Linked DNA regions of Homo sapiens: region 2 is linked to region 1. Evidence: chromatin loops called from intact Hi-C (ENCODE). Cell type or tissue: K562. All regions are shown on one strand. Links, peaks and the distances in the headings refer to the core of each region. The heading gives the core; the rest is flanking DNA. Region 1 overlaps MYO3B (myosin IIIB). Region 2 overlaps MYO3B (myosin IIIB).

Evidence for each region. Peaks named below come from ENCODE experiments on the same cell type or tissue, not always from the same donor. Only the 100,000 strongest peaks of a DNase experiment are listed, where the experiment ranks them.
Region 2: a loop joins it to region 1, with 7 times the contacts of the local background. A loop is called at or near these places in 1 of 110 quality-filtered maps.

What each region holds. Positions count from the first base shown.
Region 1 is chr2:170,357,870-170,367,114 of GRCh38, forward strand. The region is part of intron 8 of MYO3B (myosin IIIB); the gene reads left to right. Among named protein-coding and RNA genes, the nearest start is that of MYO3B-AS1, 12 kb to the left of the region's middle. RefSeq lists an enhancer at 5,030-5,324. In K562, for the core only: CTCF peaks have their summits at 3,649 (motif pointing right) and 5,536; DNase peaks (open chromatin) are centred at 3,662, 5,182 and 5,572; H3K4me3 peaks cover 1,019 bases.
Region 2 is chr2:170,259,407-170,268,651 of GRCh38, forward strand. The region is part of intron 7 of MYO3B (myosin IIIB); the gene reads left to right. Among named protein-coding and RNA genes, the nearest start is that of MYO3B, 86 kb to the left of the region's middle. In K562, for the core only: no CTCF peak of the experiment used is centred there; DNase peaks (open chromatin) are centred at 4,489 and 5,134.

The sequences.
Region 1 (9,245 bases), core at 2,875-7,874:
CAGCTGGGCGCAGTGGCTCACGCCTGTAATCCCAGCACTTTGGGAGGCCAAGGTGGGTGGATCACCTGAGGTCGGGAGTTCGAGACCAGGCTGACCAACATGGAGAAACTCCGTCTCTACTAAAAATACAAAAGTAGCCAGGTGCGGTGGGGAGCGCCTGTAATCCCAGCTACTCCGGAGGCTGAGGCAGGAGAATCACTTGAACCTGGGAGGCAGAGGTTGCGGTGAGCCGAGATCGCACCATTGCACTCCAGCCTGGGCAACGAGAGTGAAACTCCTTCTCAAAAAAAAAAACAAAAAAACAAAAGTAGAAACAACCTAAGTGTCTATCAACTGATAGACGGATCAACAAAATGTGGTATGTCCATATAATGAAACATTATTTAACAATAAAAATGAATGAAATATTAATATATGCTGTGATATGAATGAACCTTGAAAACATGCAAAATGAAAGAAGCTAGTCACAAAAGACCATACATATTATATGAAATGTCCAGATTAGACAAATCTACAGGGACAGAAAGTAGATTAGTGGTTGCCTGGGACTGAGGAGGTTGAGGGAGTATAGGGTGTGAATGCTAATGGATACGGGGTTTCTTTTTGGGGTGATGAAAATGTTCTGAAATTGATTGTGGTAATGGTTGCACAACTGTGTGAATATATTAAAAATAATTGAATTGTACATTTTTAATGGATGAACTGTATAGTATGTGAACTATATCTCATTAAACCTATTATAAGAATTATTAGCAATAATCAGTTGAAAATTTTATTGAGTAGTTTTTGCTGATTTTCTTGCATTTAAAATTTTTACTTAATGCCAGCTATGCACATTATAGTTGCAACCACTCATTTTGAGCAGAATCTACAGACTTGTTTGGGATTGTGGGTCTCCAAGAATAGGGACGGCCTTCTCCGTAGTAGGCAAATTCCCTCTATATTACTTAATTTATAAATTTGAGCTACTAGGCAAAGGCAGTAGTTGTTCAGGAGCAAGTTCTAAGCCTGTGCACATAAAAGCTATCAGTTCTATTTTCGCTTCTCCTTGTCTTTGCATACCCTATCTCCTCTGCCCTTGTCATCTTATTCCACCTGGTAATGAAAATAAATGAGCGAGAGTAGTCAGAAAAGTAAAAGAATAACTAAGAGATGTAGCATCACTACAGGCAATGAAACAGAATGTTTCAAGAAACCAGGGTAATGATGGTCATTAGTGACCTCTTGAACAGAGAGGTTGAATACAATGAGAACTAAAAAGGGAACACAGAATCGGCAACTTAAAGGCCTTTAGGGTCCTTTGAGAGAGATTTTAGTTGGGTAGTGAAGATAAAAGATTTTTATGTTCACAAACATTTAGCTACAGGCCCATCTATTAAATTTAAGTTTGCCTAAGATTCCATTGGTGACCTCTTCTCTTTTCTTTCAACACTCTTGACTTGTCTTCAAGTTCCAGGGCTACAATCATCATCTTTCCCTTTCTATTTCATTAATTCAGACTGTATTCTTCCTAAATGAATTCACTCCTTCCCTCTAATCTACTCTCTAATGTGGTGCCACTTTATTTTCTAAAGCAAATATCTAATTGTGTTATATCCTTGTTCATGAACCTCAGTTTAATGTGGCTAAGAAAGCCCAAACTTACCAGCAAGACCTTCTGGGTTCTGAAAAGATGTTCCAGCCAGACTCTCACCCCATCTCTATTATAACTGCATTGTTCTGTTCTACTCATATCCCTAGATGAGCCTTGCATTTTATACCAATGAACTTCCTCAAAAGGCTACTGTACCCTCCGCTTGGAATGCCTCTTGCCTGCATTTTCTGTCAATACCCCTTTTGTTCTTTAAGACCCAAGGATCATCTCTCATGTGAAACTCTTGCTCCTAGTTAGAATTATTTACTTCGTCTGCGCTATTCTAGTGCTTATACTTTTCAGCCTTAAATTATTATTATTTATGTCCATGTCTATTCTAATACTTCTTTCTAAATCCCATGAAAGCAAATGTCTCATTCCAGGCATTGTTTTCCCTAGGCATTTGCTGTGGCACCATTCACAGTAAATACCTAGTAAGTTTTTGAATGAATCAATGAAATCAATCTCATCTGATTCTCTAAATCTTTCATATGTGTAAGTTTGGTATTACCCCAGAAGCTGATAAGTTTCTTGTGGATGAATATAATGTCTTCTGTTTGATTTGCACTCTCTTAGCCCCAACCCCAGTTCTGGTATAGTCCTGAGCATGTAATGATCATGCACTGTGGAACAGATTGTTCATTTCTGTTAGAGGATGGCTGGGTACTCTCTATTCCTTCTCCTTGTAGGGAGAAGAATGCATACAAATGAGAATTGTGGATTTAATTCAGGGAAGGGTGGCAAGTAGGATCATGGGAAGAAATACAATTCATGTGTCCCTGGGCATTTAAGCCTGGACTAAGAAGCAGACCATGACTGTTTGTCAAAATGGAAATTGATTTTCGAATCAAAGAAATGAGCCAGACATTAAAAAAATTACCCAAAGGCATGAACTTGAAAATGCCAAAGCTCTTTGCTTTTGCTGAATTGCCAGACCCCAGAAATTCCCTTCCCCTCAGAACTTTGAAAGTTCTGATCAGGGCATCTACTATCAAACAGAAATTTGTCCTCAGTGGTAGGAATCAACTGAGAGAAAGTAGCTAACTAATGAGCACAGTATTATTAAAATCTAACTGAGGGAGCCATTGCACATTAACATTTCCTTGTTGCTGTGGTTTGAATGTGTCTCCTCCAAAATTCAGGTGCTGGCTTTGTGATAGTATTAAGAGGTGGGTTCTTTAAGAGGTCGTTAGGTCATGAGAGCCTCTCCGTGGTGAATGGGATTAAGGATTAAGTACTGGATAAACAGGCTTGAAGGAGAGGCAGTTAGTCTCTTCTTGCCTTTTGGCCTTCCACTGTGTGAAGACACAGCATTCCTCTCCTCTGAAGGAGCCATCTTGGAAGTAGAGAGCAGCCCTCACCAGACAACTGAACCTGCTGGAGGCTTGATCTTGGAATTCTCAGCCGTCAGAACTGTGAGAAAGTACATTTCTGTTCTTTATAAATTACCCAGTCTTAGGTCATCTGATAGAGCAGTGCAAAATGGAGTAAGACACTTATGTAGCACTCATACTGCTAATTATCAATAGGTGTACCACAGCTATCTTCCTCCAATGGACTGACTGACTGTATACCCAGCAACTAGTACAGTGTCTGGCCCAGGGAGCTGACATTTATCAATTGTTCGCTATATACCAAATACTAGACATGAATTAACTCATTTATTCCCCACAATAACCTTTCTAACCATTTAAGGTGTGATCTCCCAGGGACCACACCTTCTCCAGCCCTTTGAACTAAAGGGTGGCATTTGAACATAGACTAACAATCTGATAAGCTAGTTGCTGGGGCTGTGTTTATCTGTGCCCTGACTGTGTCACATGGGTGGAGTTGCCTGGAGAAATATCTGGTTAATTGCAAGGTGCTTTTTATAAAAACTCAACCAAAGAAAAAAGAAAGCCAGGAGGAGGGAGAAGGTGATGACTTGGGGCCACCAGTTAACAATCCTTAAGACTGCCTTAATTCTCGGACACAAAATTGACATCTTCTTGGCTGCCACTGTGTCCAGCAGAGGGCAACCTTATCCCCATTCTTTGTCAAATGCCGTAGGACAGTTTGAAAGCGTAGCTTAAACATAAGAAGGAGGTGCCAAGAACAAGAATAAAACAGCCAACTCGGTCAGTATGCCTTCAGTGACTTTTTCTTGGAGATACCTCTCTTTACCTTGAATCTGTGCCCCATCTTGACCTGCTACTTGGCTCTGGCCTGGTTCACTTGGCCCTTCTAACTTCATGTCATTTGTTTAGCACTTTTACATCTCTCTCTCTTTTTCCTCCTCCCAGACTGATTCTGCCTTTTGTCTATAGTATAGTCTCCTTTCCTCTGTTCCTCCTCACTGTGGCTCTCCACTTGTCCCCAGACAAGCAGGGCTTGAGGATCTAGAATTTTTGTTACCACATCTCCTTCCCTAAGAACATAGTCAGTTAGTCTGGGCTTTTCAAACTATTTCATATTGACCAAGGGCTTAGAGATAGAGGGTAAAGAGGTTCCTGGTTGACAGGTTTCACTGAGGCTGCAACCCTGGGGCATTACAGGGTTACATATTGCAGCTCTCTGCCTTACTGGGGGTCTCTGATCCTGGGCCTTGTTTTTGCATAGGGACTTTCTCCAGCCACACTGGTGCACACGTCTTAACTCTAGAGGTAGATTCTGTCCCATTTGCTCAGAGATGTGATATTTTGGCTTCAAACCACCACCCTATATGTTTTCTTTTGTCACCTTCTTTACTTTCTTTGAGTCTTCTCTGGGTGAGAAAAGTAGATGTTCTTTATCCCCAAGTTTCCTGCCCAGTGTCAGGCTTCAGGAAATGCAATGTTCTTCCCTTTCCATTTCCGTCCTACCTTCACTTGAGCTTACTGTGGACCTTTGGTGCTGACAGCTTTGTCTAAAGATCAGGCTCACTTGTTTATCTTTCCAACCTTGCCCCAGGATCTCTGGCAAGATGGCAGCTGCCCTGTCGTCCAGTAGCCATGTGGTCTCTTGCTTTTTACACAGACTCTATTCCCGTTACTCATTTCAAAGGGAGACTCAGCTTCCTGTTCAAAAGCTCTCCATCCTACCTTCTTGGGGATTTTTGTCTTTTAGCAAATACTGACTATTCTCCTCTGATTGATAACCATAGACCTGCCTAACTGAGTAATGCACTCCCAGTTCTCATTTACCTGTTTCAGGGGAGGACCCCACTTCCCCACCCCAAATGTGAAGTTAGCATGCAATTTCAGTTCTCACCAGTGAGACTTTGCAACAGCATCAAATGTGATATTCAGACTTCAGGAAAACTGAAATGCAGTTAAATATTCCACCAAACAGGGGGGTGATGTTTCACAGAAATACCATACACAGCATCAAGTTTCTCATTCTGCCTTCTTTTGAGGCATTAGTCATTTTGAGAAAATGCCTGTTTGTCATAGTCTTGTCTTGCAGAATGGAAATTTTCTTCCAAGGCAGAATACTGTGTGCTCTGATATTTAACCTATAATTAGTGTATCCTCTGGAGGATTTTCTCCCCTTGATTTAGAGGCCTCTTTGTCAGTCAGCCTTCTGTTTGACGATGATAGCAACCACAGGGCAGCACAGTGAATCACACGGCAGGGAAATGCTTGCTCAGATCCAAAATGTTTAGATCTTCTGTAGCAATGGGAACACATAACAATTCAAGTAGCAGGCCTGCAAGAAAATAGCAGGAAGTATAAAAGACAGAATATTTATAAAGAAATGAGAAGAGTCATAAATCCTGAGTTTTGATCTAGTTTTGCCCCAATGTATGGAATACATTGCTCACCCTCATGCTTTTCTTACCCAGTTTACTAGTATTTTTAGTTTTTGCCTTTTCAGCTGCTCTATATCAAGTGTTTTATTCATTGGTAAACAACAGTCAGAGGCTCTTGACAAATAGCTCCCCCTTGCAGGCATCCGGTTTTTTGGTTATGAAATGGCAGTTTACAGGCACAGAGTAGCTGTGTCACGACAGCATTATTGTCTTGGAGCAGAGAGTGCACAGACACCACCAGCTTGAGAGCCCGACCTTGTTTCTTGCTAAGAAATGTCCCGTTTTTGCCTGTTTTTGGCAGAAGCCAGACTGGGAGATTGCTGCAAATGGCTGCAACAACCTGTGTTTAATGTGGTGACACTAATAGATTCTGAGAATTAATCTTCAGCCAAGAAAGCATGATGGAAGGTACTAGAATTTCAAATTAGATAGTGGATTGATTTCCTTCAAGGCTGAAATTTGCTTCCTTTATCTTCTGGTGGACTTTTCTATCATATTCAAAACCACCCATCATGGCCTTATTTCCAGAGTCTCTTGCATATATCTCATGGTATAAATAAATTGTTATTCTGTTGTTTTGTCTGTTAGCACAGAGAAAGCATATCTAAATCCTAATTTTTTAAAAAAGATTAAAAAATCCAGGAATGAATGAAAGAAAGAATTACTTATGATTTGGGGAAAAGTAGTGTATCTAAATCTAGTCCTTGCTACTTGTTTTCTAGAATAAAGGACTCTGGAAAGAACTGAGCTCAGGAAAATATCTCCCCAGGTTGAAACACTGTCTTTTGCAGAAACAATAGCCCTCCAGAGTGTCTGAGATGTGGCAATTATTAAGAGTTCTTACAGTGTCCCCTCAGTCCACTGAGTTGAGGACTCTGGTGTCCATTCTAAAATCATGCGACTAATTGCTTACAACAGAACTTCCAAGGATATCATTTGTGGGGCCCAAACAAACAAACAAAAAGGTCTCTGTGGCTAAGTAAGCTTGGAAACGTGGGCTCAAATAGAATTAAACTTTTTTTTAACCCTAGCTCTTGTAAGAACCTTTAATAGGCTTGTGTGCATTACAAAACTCCAAACTTACTTGGTTTAGAGAATCACCAATGTTTTCCAAACTCTTTTGACTAGGAAACTAGCTTCTTTTTTTGATGGAATGCTTTATGTGTCTAGTGCTTCCCCTAATTCACCTCATGTTGGCTGGCCCCCAATCCCATACAGAGTTTAACATTTTATGCATCCTTTTGTAAAAACTGCTCAGTCCCTGGCTGGGGGAAGATAGTCTTCTTTTGGAATTTGCAATTCCTGGTTTAATAAGCAATACCTGAAATGAATACGTTTCTTAGAACTCCTTTAGTTCTACTTGTTTGTTCTCCAAATCAGGTTAAAGGATTCTATCTTGCTTTATAAAAGGACATGGAGGCTATCAGGAGTTTTAGGAATCCCAGCTGTCAGTTTCATCTTCATCCACTAAATCTCTGCTGACCAGGGATAGAAATGACAAGCCGACAAACTTAAACAGTAAGAATTCTGGGCACCAAACTACAAAGTCTTAAGCAACAACAATTATACCTTAGTTAAAGTTGGTAAAGGGACTAAAGGCAGTAACTGTTGTTAGGCATTCAAAAGAAGCAGCTTAGGAGGTGAAGGTCAGTGTTCTGGTGGCCTCCTGACTTACTGGCTTTGCAGCTTGTCTAGTCTGCTTCTTGCATTGCCGGTCTGGCTCCCCAGTATGACTTCTGCCTTTACTCCCCCAGTTTAGTTCAATTTAGTTCCAAAACTTCCCCCAAGACTTACCTAGCTCAATTCTTACCAGCTCCAGGAAGTCTTCCCTGACTACAGTTCTTCCCTCTGGCCGCGAAGTATTGTTTCGTACGTTGTACCTTTGTCATTTTTAACAACACGGAACAAAGCAGGAAGGGTCCTCCTGTGGGAGTTGAGGAATTGACCTCATCATTGCCAGGACTTGATCCCATTTCCTCACCTCTTAAAAGAGGGGCTAGAATCGAAAATCTCAGTCCCTGTGGCTCTGAAACCCTATGCTTTTGTGCTATTATTTCTTATCCTAAAGATAGAAGCAAACATATGGCTTTTGCTGTTTCTTGTGCTTCTCTTGTCCTTCTGTCTTTCCAATTAGATTGTAGATCCTTGAGGAAAAGGGTCATAGCTTTTAATTAATTTATGTATTGTGGCTAGTTCTAGTGCTGAGTAATAAATGTTTGCTGAGTAAACGATATGATGCTATGCCCTCATATCCAGTAACGCAGGACTTTCTATCTGCTCTTAAGGCATAACTTTCCTCTATTTATCTGTAAAATAATAGTTCCATTTCAGACTGGCTCTTTGCTCCCCATGAGAAAAAAATATAGAGAGGAGTATTTTAGAATAAAGCTATACCTTCAAGTTCTTCATGCCCTTTCCCTAAAAATCCTCCAATGCAGTTGGAGAGTCACAACTCTGCTTAGCCTTCTTCCTCTTTACACTCAGGTTCAGTTGTGCTGATCCTGTGGTATGATGGTATATGGTAGACACACCCGACAGCAATAATTTAACTTGAGCATACCCTGAGGATGATCCTGTATGGCAGTTGCACCTGAATATGTGTTTGGAGTTCAGAGCGTGCCCAACCCAGAGATAAATTCCTTGTCTGTGAGGAACATCTGAGCTCTGGGCCCTTCCTGTGGAACATCAGCATACAGGGGAGTGAGGCTCTTTGTTTTGCGTTAAATGAAGGTTGCCAGGTGGAGGTTGTTAGGAGGAGGGAGTGAAGTGAAAATGCTATATAAACTGCATGCTTTTTGCATGCAGTGGTGGTTCTTCTGTCCAGCACATGGCTACTGCATCATCCCTGTATGTAAGTTTCTCCTAATAAAACCCTATATCTCATTTGTTGGCTCTGGGTCTCTCCTTCAGCCTCTTGAACTTGGTGCCATCCCTACTGAAGTTAATAGGGGTTTATCACGCAGACATTCAACCCACTTCAGTCTTTCTTTCTTACTTGGAGAACTAAGAAAGCACTTTTTTTTGTTTGTTTTTTGTTTTTGTTTTTTTGAGACAGGGTCTCACTCTGTTGCCAGACTGGAGTGTAGTGGTGGGATCATAGCTCACTGCAATCTCAAACTCCTGGGCTCAAGTGATCCTCCTGCCTCAGCCTCCCAAGTAGCTGGGACTACAGGTGTGCTCTGCTAATTTTTAAATTATTTTTAGTAGAGATGAGGTCTCACTATGTTGCTCAGGCTTCTCTTGAACTCCTGGGCTCAAGAAATCCTCCTATCTGGGCTCCCAAAGTGTTGGGATTATGGGCATGAGCCACCACGCCTGGCCAACAGATCTTCTTGATCATTGCTTCCAGAAAGTAGAATGCCTACTATCTTCATTTTTTGGATCTTCAAGAAATAACAGATTTACTCGTTAGTTTCTTCTTTGTCTAATTCTCTGACTTCATTATTCATTCATTTCTTTTATTCCTCCATAATCTAGAGAGGGACCCTCTCTAACATATCAAATGATCTTGCGACCGTGTTGGAAGCCTTGCTTCTCCAGTGGATGCTAACATTGTGAAACAAGCTATACCACCTTTAATTGTGGTCCCTAGACTCCAGTGGAGGCATCTTTTCATAAGGCTGGATGGAGTATGGGTTTCCTAGTCTTTCTCAATCCCTGTTCAAGGAGCTTTACTTACTGAAGTACCCAAAGGACCTTGTTTTCAGGCCTCACCTGGAACACTGCCCTGAGGTACCTATATTAAGGAGGAAGGTAGAGAGGCAGCTCCAGCTCACTTTCCCCTTCACATGCTATGAATTTTTTGTGAATTGCCTCCTTCCACCTTCAGTCTCTGCCCCTGTG
Region 2 (9,245 bases), core at 1,944-6,943, 99 kb before region 1:
CACTATAACCATCTAATCTTCAACAAAGTCAACACAAATAAGCAATGGGGAAAGGACTCCCTTTTCAATAAATCGTGCTTGGATAACTGGCTATCCTTTTGCAGAAGAATGAAGCTAGACTCCTACCTATTACCATATACAAAAATTAACTCAGGATGGATTAAAAACTTAGGACCTAAAACTATAAAAATCCAACTGGAAGCCTAGGAAATGCTATTATGGACATTGGCCTTGGCAAAGAATTTATGACAAAGTCCTCAAAAGTAGTTGCAATGAAAACACAAATAGACAAGTGGGACATAATTAAACACAAATTGATAAGTGGGACACATTAAGCTTTTGCATAGCAAAATAAAATATCAATAAATGGATAACTTACAGAATGGGAGAATATATTCACCAACTATGCATCCACAAAGGTCAAATATCCAGAATGTGTAAGGAACTTAAATAATCTAACAAGCAAAAAACATATAACCCCCTTAAAAAGTGGGCAAAGGACATGAAGAGATAGATACATCTCAGAAGAAGACACACAAGCAGCCAACAAACATGAAAAAAAAAAAGCTCAACACCACTAATCATCAGACAAATGCAAATCAAAACAACAATGAAATATCTCACATTAGTCAGAATGGCTATTATTAAAAAGTCAAAAAATAACATGTTGGTGAGGCTGCAGAGAAAAGGGAATGCTCATACACTATTGATGGGAATGTAAATTAGTTAAGCAGTGGAAAGCAGTTTTGAGATTTCTCAAAGAACTAAAAGAAGAACGACCATTCAACCCAGCAATCCCATTACTGGGTATATGCCCAAAGGAAAAGAAATCATTCTACCAAAAAGACACATGTGCATGTATGTTAATTGCAGCACCATTCACAATAGCAAAGACATAGGTGCCCATCAGTGGTGGATTGGATAAAGAAAATGTGGTACATATATATCATGGAATACTATGCAGCCATAAAAAGGGATAAAATCATGTTCTTTGCAGCAGCATGGATGCAGCTGGATGCTATTATCCTAAGTGAATTAGTGCAGAAACAGAAAACTAAATGCCATATGTTATCACTTAAAAGTGGCAGCTAAACATTGGGTACACACAGACATAAAGATTGGAACAGTAGACACTGGGGACTACTGGAGTTGGGAGAGGAGAAGAAGGGTTGAAAAACCACCTATTGGGTACTGTGCTCACTACTTGGGTGATGGGACCAATTGTATCCCAAACTGAAGCATCACACACTATACTTATGTAACAAGCCTGCACATTCACTCTGTCAATCTAACATGAAAGTTGACATTTTCTAAAAAAAGAATTCAGTTGAGAAAAAGAGCTGTTTTGATGGAGCTATGGGGATAAAAACCAAATTGGAATGGGACCTGGGGTGCTGGCAATAGCCTATTTCTTGACTCTAGTGGGTAATTATACTAGTGTTGGGTTATGTGTGATATATTTCATAGTAAGAAGAGAGGGGAAACAAAAACAGTCATTTGAGATAGTGAGCATAGACACTCTTATGAGAAGTATGCTTTAAAGTGATGCAGAAAAATGGGATGGTACCTGGAGAGGAAAATAAAGGATACATTTTTTCTTTTCTTTCGTTTCTTTTTGTTTTTGTTTTTGTTTTGAGACGGAGTTTCACCCTTGTTGCCCAGGCTGGAGTGCAATGACACGATCTTGGCTCACCGCAAACTCCGCCTTCCGGGTTCAAGCAATTCTCCTGCCTCAGCCTCCCAAGTAGCTGGGATTACAGGCATGCACCACCACGCCCAGCTAATTTTGTATTTTTTAGTAGAGACGGGGTTTCTCCATGTTGGTCAGGCTGGTCTCAAACTCCTGGCCTCAAGGGATCCCACCCGCCTCAGCCTCCCAAAGTGCTGGGATTACAGATGTGAGCTACCACGCCCAGCCAAGAATACATTTTTTCAAGACTAGCCTAGGCAACATAGCTAGACCCTGTCTCTACCAAAAAACAAAACAAAACAAAACAAAACCTGGACATGGTGGCGAGCACCTGTTGTCTTAGCTACTTGGGAGGCTAAGGAGGGAGAATTGATCCCGTCACCAGATTGAGGCTGCAGTGAGCTATGATTTTGCCACTGCATTCTAGCCTGGGCAACAGAGTGAGTTTCAATGGTCATCAGTACATGTGTGTTTTAAGTAGGGAGACTGCCAGTACACATGCATAATCCCATGATATGTGTGCTAAGTGGCCACATATAATGTGATCTTTCATCATGAAGTGTACACAGTATAAAAAGTTTTAGGGGAAAATGCCTGGTTGTGGCATGATGCTATGTTTAGCATTGTTTCGCATTGTTTCATGCTATATAGGATGATTTGATCCTGTCAGCATTTAATCTGCATCTTTTTGGCTGATGGTACAAATGTCTAAGAATGACATAGATTAGGCAGGCTTAATCAAAGTTCAAATATATAAATGTTCAGGAAGATTGGAAATAGAATATAGGATAGCATCAATAGAAGATATGTATGTGTGTATATATATGTGTGTGTATATATATGCATCTCCAATGTAAGAAGGACTACTCAAAGCTGGGGAGATGTAGTGATCAGTCAGGCAGAGCTTCTGCCCTTGAGAGTTCGCAGTCTGTTTGAAACTCCATATTGTGACTAAGTGTACACATCAGACAGAATGGAATGAAGGTATAAAGAAAGGGCTCTGGAAATGTAAAGGGGAAAATGATTAATTTTGACCAAGGAGATCCAGGGAGGCCTTGTACCTCATTTAAGCTGAACCTACAAGGGGCAGAATTTTCAAAAGGATGGGGATTGGGGCCAAAGTGATCCTTCAGAACGTTAGTGAGAACATTAGCAAAGGAATAGCTGTGCAAAAGTGGGTCCAGGTCTGGAGTTGCTGGGGTGAGAGACGGGGCTAGATGGTTACCTTGAGAACAGAATGCTGAGCATCTTGGTAGCCATGCAGAGCCATTGGGTGGGACTCTGGGGAACTGGAAGCCATCAGCTGCTTTGAGAACAGTGACAAGAAATTTACTTGTGTTTTAGAAAGATCCTTCTAGAGACAGTAAGGATGAGTTGGGGAAAATAGGAGGGAGGAGGCAAGGTGAAATGTGAGGAGCCTGTAACAAGCTTGTAACAAGCAAATCAGCACAGGGCAGAGGATGGGACAATGAAGTAAGAGTTGGCCATGTGGAGTTGGTGACTGGTTGTGTGACAGGTTCTGAGGGCCAGGAAGAAATCAAAGCTGATCCTTGTCCACGTTTGGGTAGATATGCGTCCATGGACAATGTGTGGAAGCCACCCTCTAAATCTGGGGGTCCCAGTCAGAACCCTGGGCCTGTGCTCTTCCCTGTTCAGGTTGCTACTCTAGCATCATCTTTGCTCACTCCTTTGTGTATTTAGGGCCATTTGTGTATTTGGTTATCTCTCTCCCAGGATGTAAGAGCCTTTGAAGTCTAGGACTATAAATTTCTGAATTTTTGTATCTGTCGTAGCACCTAGCACCACATTTAATGCATACTTAATCTACTCAAAATGCTTTTAAATTTAAAATTAAAACATGATTTTGACGTTACCAATGATCATTTGATCATTGCATCATTAAATGACTTGAAGGATAAATTGGTTTGGTAGGAATTAGGAGATGGTAAAAAATTGGAGCGACTAAGCAGCAGGAGATCTTAGAACCAGACTTTGGTTATTTATTGCTGTGTAACAAACAACCCTAACACTTAGCAGCTTAAATAACAATTTGTGGTTTATCATGAGTTGGTAGGTTAGAAATGCAGGCAGGGCTTGGCTAGACGGTTTTTCTCCTCCGCATAGTGAGTGTCAATTGGAGGCATCAACTTGGCTGCTACATTCAGCAGGCAATTGGGCTGGGTTGGAAGGTCTTAGAAGTCTTCATTTGAAGGGCTGGCCTGCCCCTCCACACCTGTGGGTGTTTCTTGTCAGGTGGGATGACAGACTGAGAAAAGAAAGAGACACAGAGGCAAAGTATAGAGAAAGAAAAGTGGGCCCAGGGGACCGGCACCGGCACCAGTCTCTGAATTCCCTCAGTATTTATTGATCGTTATCTCTACCATCTCGGAGAGGGGGATGTGGCAGGACAATAGGGTAATAGTGGGGAGAGGGTCAGCAGGAAAACATGTGAACATATGTCTCTGTGTCATAAACAAGGTTAAGAAAAGGTGCTGTGCTTTGATGTGCACATACATAAACATCTCAGTGCATTAAAGAGCAGTATTTCTGCCAGCATGTCTCACCTCCAGCCTTAAGGTGATTTTCTCCTATCTCAGTAAATAGAACATACAATCGGGTTTTACACCGAGACATTCCATTGCTCAGGAACAAGTAGGAGACAGATGCCTTCCTCTTATCTCAACTGCAAAGAGGCCTTCCTCTTATCTCAACTGCAAAGAGGCCTTCCTCTTTTACTAATCCTCCTCAGCACAGACCCTTTACCGGTATCTCGGGCTGGGGGACGGTCAGGTCTTTCCCTTCCCGTGAGGCCATATCTCAGGCTATCACATGTGGGGGAAACCTTGGACAATACCTGGCTTTCCTAGGCAGAGATCCCTGTGGCCTTCCTGTTGTGTCCCTGGGTACTTGAGATTAGAGAGTGGTGATGACTTTTAACAAGCATACTGCCTTCAAGCACTTGTTTAACAAAGCACATCCTGCATAGCCCTAAATCCATTAAACCTTGAGTCAACACAGCACATGTCTCTGCGAGCACAGGGCTGGGGCTAGGGTTAGAGAATTTTTCTTAGTACAGAACAAAATGGAGTCTCTTATGTCTACTTCTGTCTACATAGACACAGTAACAGTCTGATCTCTCTTTCTTTTCCCCACATTCGTTTAAATGCCCCAGTGCTCTGTTACATGGCCTCCTTTCTTTACCTGGCTTTTTCACAGTATGGTGGTCTCAGGGTAGTTGGATTTCCTATGTGGCAGTCATCATCCAAGAGGGTCCTCTCCCAGTACAGGAAAGCAGAGCTGCAGATCTTGTAAGGCTCAGTCTTGGAAGTTACACCCATCACTTTTGCCACATTCTACTGGTCAGGACAAATCACAGGGCCAGCCCGGTTTTAAGGAGAGGACTACACTTCTTCAAAGGAGGAGGGACAAAGAATTTACAGTCATCCTTAATCCACCATGCAGACATTCAATCTGCCACGTGCTGGTTGTGTGATTTCGGATGAGTTATGTGAACTCTTCTAGCTGACATAATATCAGTGTTATTGGGTGCTATGAGGGAAAGAGATGGTATGGCAAAATACCCTGATATATAGTAGTTGCTCAATAAATAATAGCTACTATTATTACTACTGTCTTATGCTCTTAAAGGATAAATACAATGAAAATTGGAAAGAGGATATTTGTTGGATTTGACATTTGAGAGACTTTGGGTGATGGCTTAGTTTTGGAGGATGGCAGTAGCAAGGTAAGGAGCAAAAGCTAGTGGCAAAAGTTAAGTTGTAAGTGGATTTGAGGGTAGTGAGTGCAGCTTGTCAGTGAAAAGGGAAATCCTGCTGTCATGTGGGAAAATCAGGTTAAGCCAAAGGGGCAAGTGGAGAGGTAGAAAATGAAGATATGTGAGAGGAGATAATTGTTGAGGGCAGAGTTTTAAAAAGCCTTTTAAAGATTTTACAGAATTCATATTTAGAATGCTGTGATTATAAGCCAGAAAGCTGTTGGGGCTGGCTTTCATAATGGCACCCCATCTCTTTACTGAAACTGTTCTTACCTCCTGACAGAGGGTTGTCTTGCCCTCACCTCCCAAAGTCTTCCTCTAGTTGGAGACAGACTTTTAAAGAATATGTAGCTCCTCTAGATTTTTAAGTCTTGGCCTTAATTTCAGAGCTCCATGAATTCTTAGCTTATAAATTACATAGCTGGAGGTTCCAAACTCTGAAAAGGTTTATGCATTTCAGAAAGGTTCTAAAAGAAAGCACTCTTTTATATAACTTGGAAAGTAATTGTGATAAAAACCTACATTATATGTGAATTTGAGAGTAATTATAGCATGGCTGGGGCCAGAATCAACTAATCAGAGTTATTAGGAACACTGCCAGGTACCCAATTCCCATGCCAAGATTTGAGTGATACAGAGACAGGGCACAGGCAAGGTCAGGCTAGGTCAGGGCATGTGGCAGGCATGGGCCAAGACACAAAGTTGTTGTCAGGTCAGAGGGATATCAAAACCAGGAGCATCAAGATAGGCAGAGATAATGGAAGTAAAGGACTGTTAGTCCCTGGTTGCATTACAGTCCAGGTAATACCAGATTTTATTGCTTGAAGAAAATTTGTGGTCCTACTGAGAGTCTCCTTTTACCTTCCAGTCCTGTACTTTTTTCTCCTTTTCTCTAGTTATGTGTACATCCCTCTATTTCTTGGCTCATTCTAAAAAGTATTTAAAACCATTTACAAAAGCACAGAGTATGCAACAAGATGAAAACACATGACAGAGGAATTTTGTATGAATACAACATAAAATAAAGTAGAAAAAAATAGGAAAAAGAAGATTAAGCCAAGGGGAGGCTGGTAAACAAAATGCATACCATACTTTTCTGTTCACTTGTGGATGGCACACTTACTTCTGAGCTCCCTAGCTGTCAAGGCAAAAAGGAAAATATAGTCAGTTACACTATTTACAGTATTCAGAGAATTAAACACAAGCAGAATACTCAGGATGGGTAATCATAATTATGATTTTTATGGTAAATCCAATAATAATTTTTCAGTGTAGATTGACATAATGATTATAAAGAAAAATTCAGTCAAAATTAATAAAACAATGCAGCCTCATGTATATAGCTCCCTGGTGGCTTGGCCTAATACAAGATTAATTTTTGGATTTTTTAGAGTAATGGATTGAGTGCCTACCTTGCCCATAAAACTAAACAGTTCTAAACTCAACAAAACATTAATTTTTAAACTAGCTGTATGTCATTTCTTGGTGTGCTAAGTTAAACAAATGCATTTCTAGGTAACTGATCAAGGTAGTTTGTTGCTGGTTATGGGCTAATTACATTTTTGTAGGATATCTACTAGAAATTATAACTCTGGTTTTAGAATATTCTTAAGGTCATTCTTTCAATGGCTGATCTATTTCTTAACAGTTTTTGTCAAAGAGTCCTGTGCTTTGCATATAGAAATGTGCTTATTATGCTTTTTTCTGTCAAGCAGAGAAGTACAAGGACTCTGACACAAATGAGAGAAGGAAGTTCCAGGTTCTTATGTAAGTGTCACAATACCTAGGGGTCTATAGTGAGTTCATACCTCTTAGTTCACGACAGATTCTCATCTGTGGGGTCAAAAGTTTATTGAAAGTCAATAAAAGCTGTAAACAGCCCCATGTCATTTCTAATAGGTTTCTTCTGATGGCAATAGAGTGAAACAGTGGATAATGGAGGAATGACAACACTTGGCATCCTCTGCCCCTCTTAGGGAATATCAGCTGAAAATGACCAAACTTGCAGTTTTCCAGAAGGGAAACTGGTATATAGATTTTATTGTTTTGAAAACCTTAAAAAAGTTTACAGGTAATTAGAATACATAAATAAGCCAAATGAAGGAAACAAACCCCACTATCTGATTAACATCTTGATACACATTTTCTCAGACATTTTTCTAGAGATATATTTCTGTATTAGAGCCAGGAAAGCTAGCTAGACATCTTCCTGTTCTCAGTGGCTCAACAGATGAAAGTTTATTTTTTGTTCACAGAAAACTCAAACAGCAGCTGGGGGTAGGGTGGGAATTGGGTTCTGCACCTCACAGTCTTTGGGGAACCCAGCCTGACAGAGGCTCTGCCATATTTAACAAGCAGACCCATCATCTTGTAGGGCCCCTTAGTCCTCTGCTGGATGCTCAGCATTGGGTTGGCAGACACAGGTAGAAAGAATATGGAGGACTGCACAAGAGTGGCTTCCATTCCTTATGCCCACATTCCATTGGCCAATACTTAGTCACATGGTCATACCTAATTATAAGGCTGGGAATATAATCTAGTTTTGTGTGCAGAAGGAAAGAGAATTGGTTTGGCAGACTAGTTGGTTTCTGCTACTCACACATAATGTATTATTCTTCCATAAAAATAGAATTATGCTGTATATACAGTTTTGTATCTGTTTTTACCATAGAGACAAGATAAATATCATTATTCACCCAAGATGTGGGGGTAAGTTCCCTTAGCTGGTCTTGAGCTCTGTAGTGTTATTCATTCCAAAGGCTCATGTCAACTGGTCAAGACAATTTCCACTTTTCCTGTCATGAACAGTTAGTTTATCTTGTAGAAACTTTCTTCCTCTTGATATCTGATAGGAACAAAATTGCAAATATAGTAATCTGTGGTAATATTTATTTTCGAGGACATAGATGATGGAATTTGAAGAATTGGCCTGGAGACCCAGAGTAAGATATTAGTGTTCAGAAAATCTGGCATTTGGGCACATAGTTGTGAAAGAGCTTAGGGTTGGACAGAATCCATGTTGTAGGGAAAAAATGGATAAAGAAACTGTAGAAAGTCCAGGTGTGGTGGCTCATGCCTGTAATCCCAGCACTTTGGGAGGCCGAGGCGGGTGGATTACCTGAGGTCAGGAGTTCGAGACCAGCCTGGCGAACATGGTGAAACCCCGTCTCTACTAAAAATACAAAAAAATTATCTGAGTGTGGTGGCAGGCACCTGTAATCCCAGCTACTTGGGAGGCTGAGGCAGGAGAATCACTTGAACCCGGGAGGCAGAGTTTGCAGTAAAAGAAAGAAACTAAAGGAATGGAGTGGCCTTTATGCATCACACCTGGATGACAAAGGATATATAAAAGAGAATTTGGAAGTGATTTCTGGAGAAAAGGGCAAACTCCACTAAAGTAGGATCCTGTTGACTGTGATGAAAACAAGCCATAATGGGTGAGAAAATGGCAGAATGATTAGACCTAGCAAAGGGGCCAAGGTAGTGTGGGCAGAATAAAAGATGAACTAAAAAGAAGGAATGGTTTGACCTAGAGAATCCAATTGTAAAATCTATAGGCCAGAGTGATTTAAAGAAAGAATACTAGTGAAAACTGGTCAAAATATTAAATCTTGAATAATATAGCTTTATGTGCATAAGACTATGTGCTTTTCTAGATAGTCATTTATTCACTTCATTGAACATTTTTGCCTACATATACCTCTACTACAAACTTGGGGGCTAGAAGGGATGAGGAAATAAACTTTAAAATGCAAGTCATATTTACTGCCCTTTAGTCCT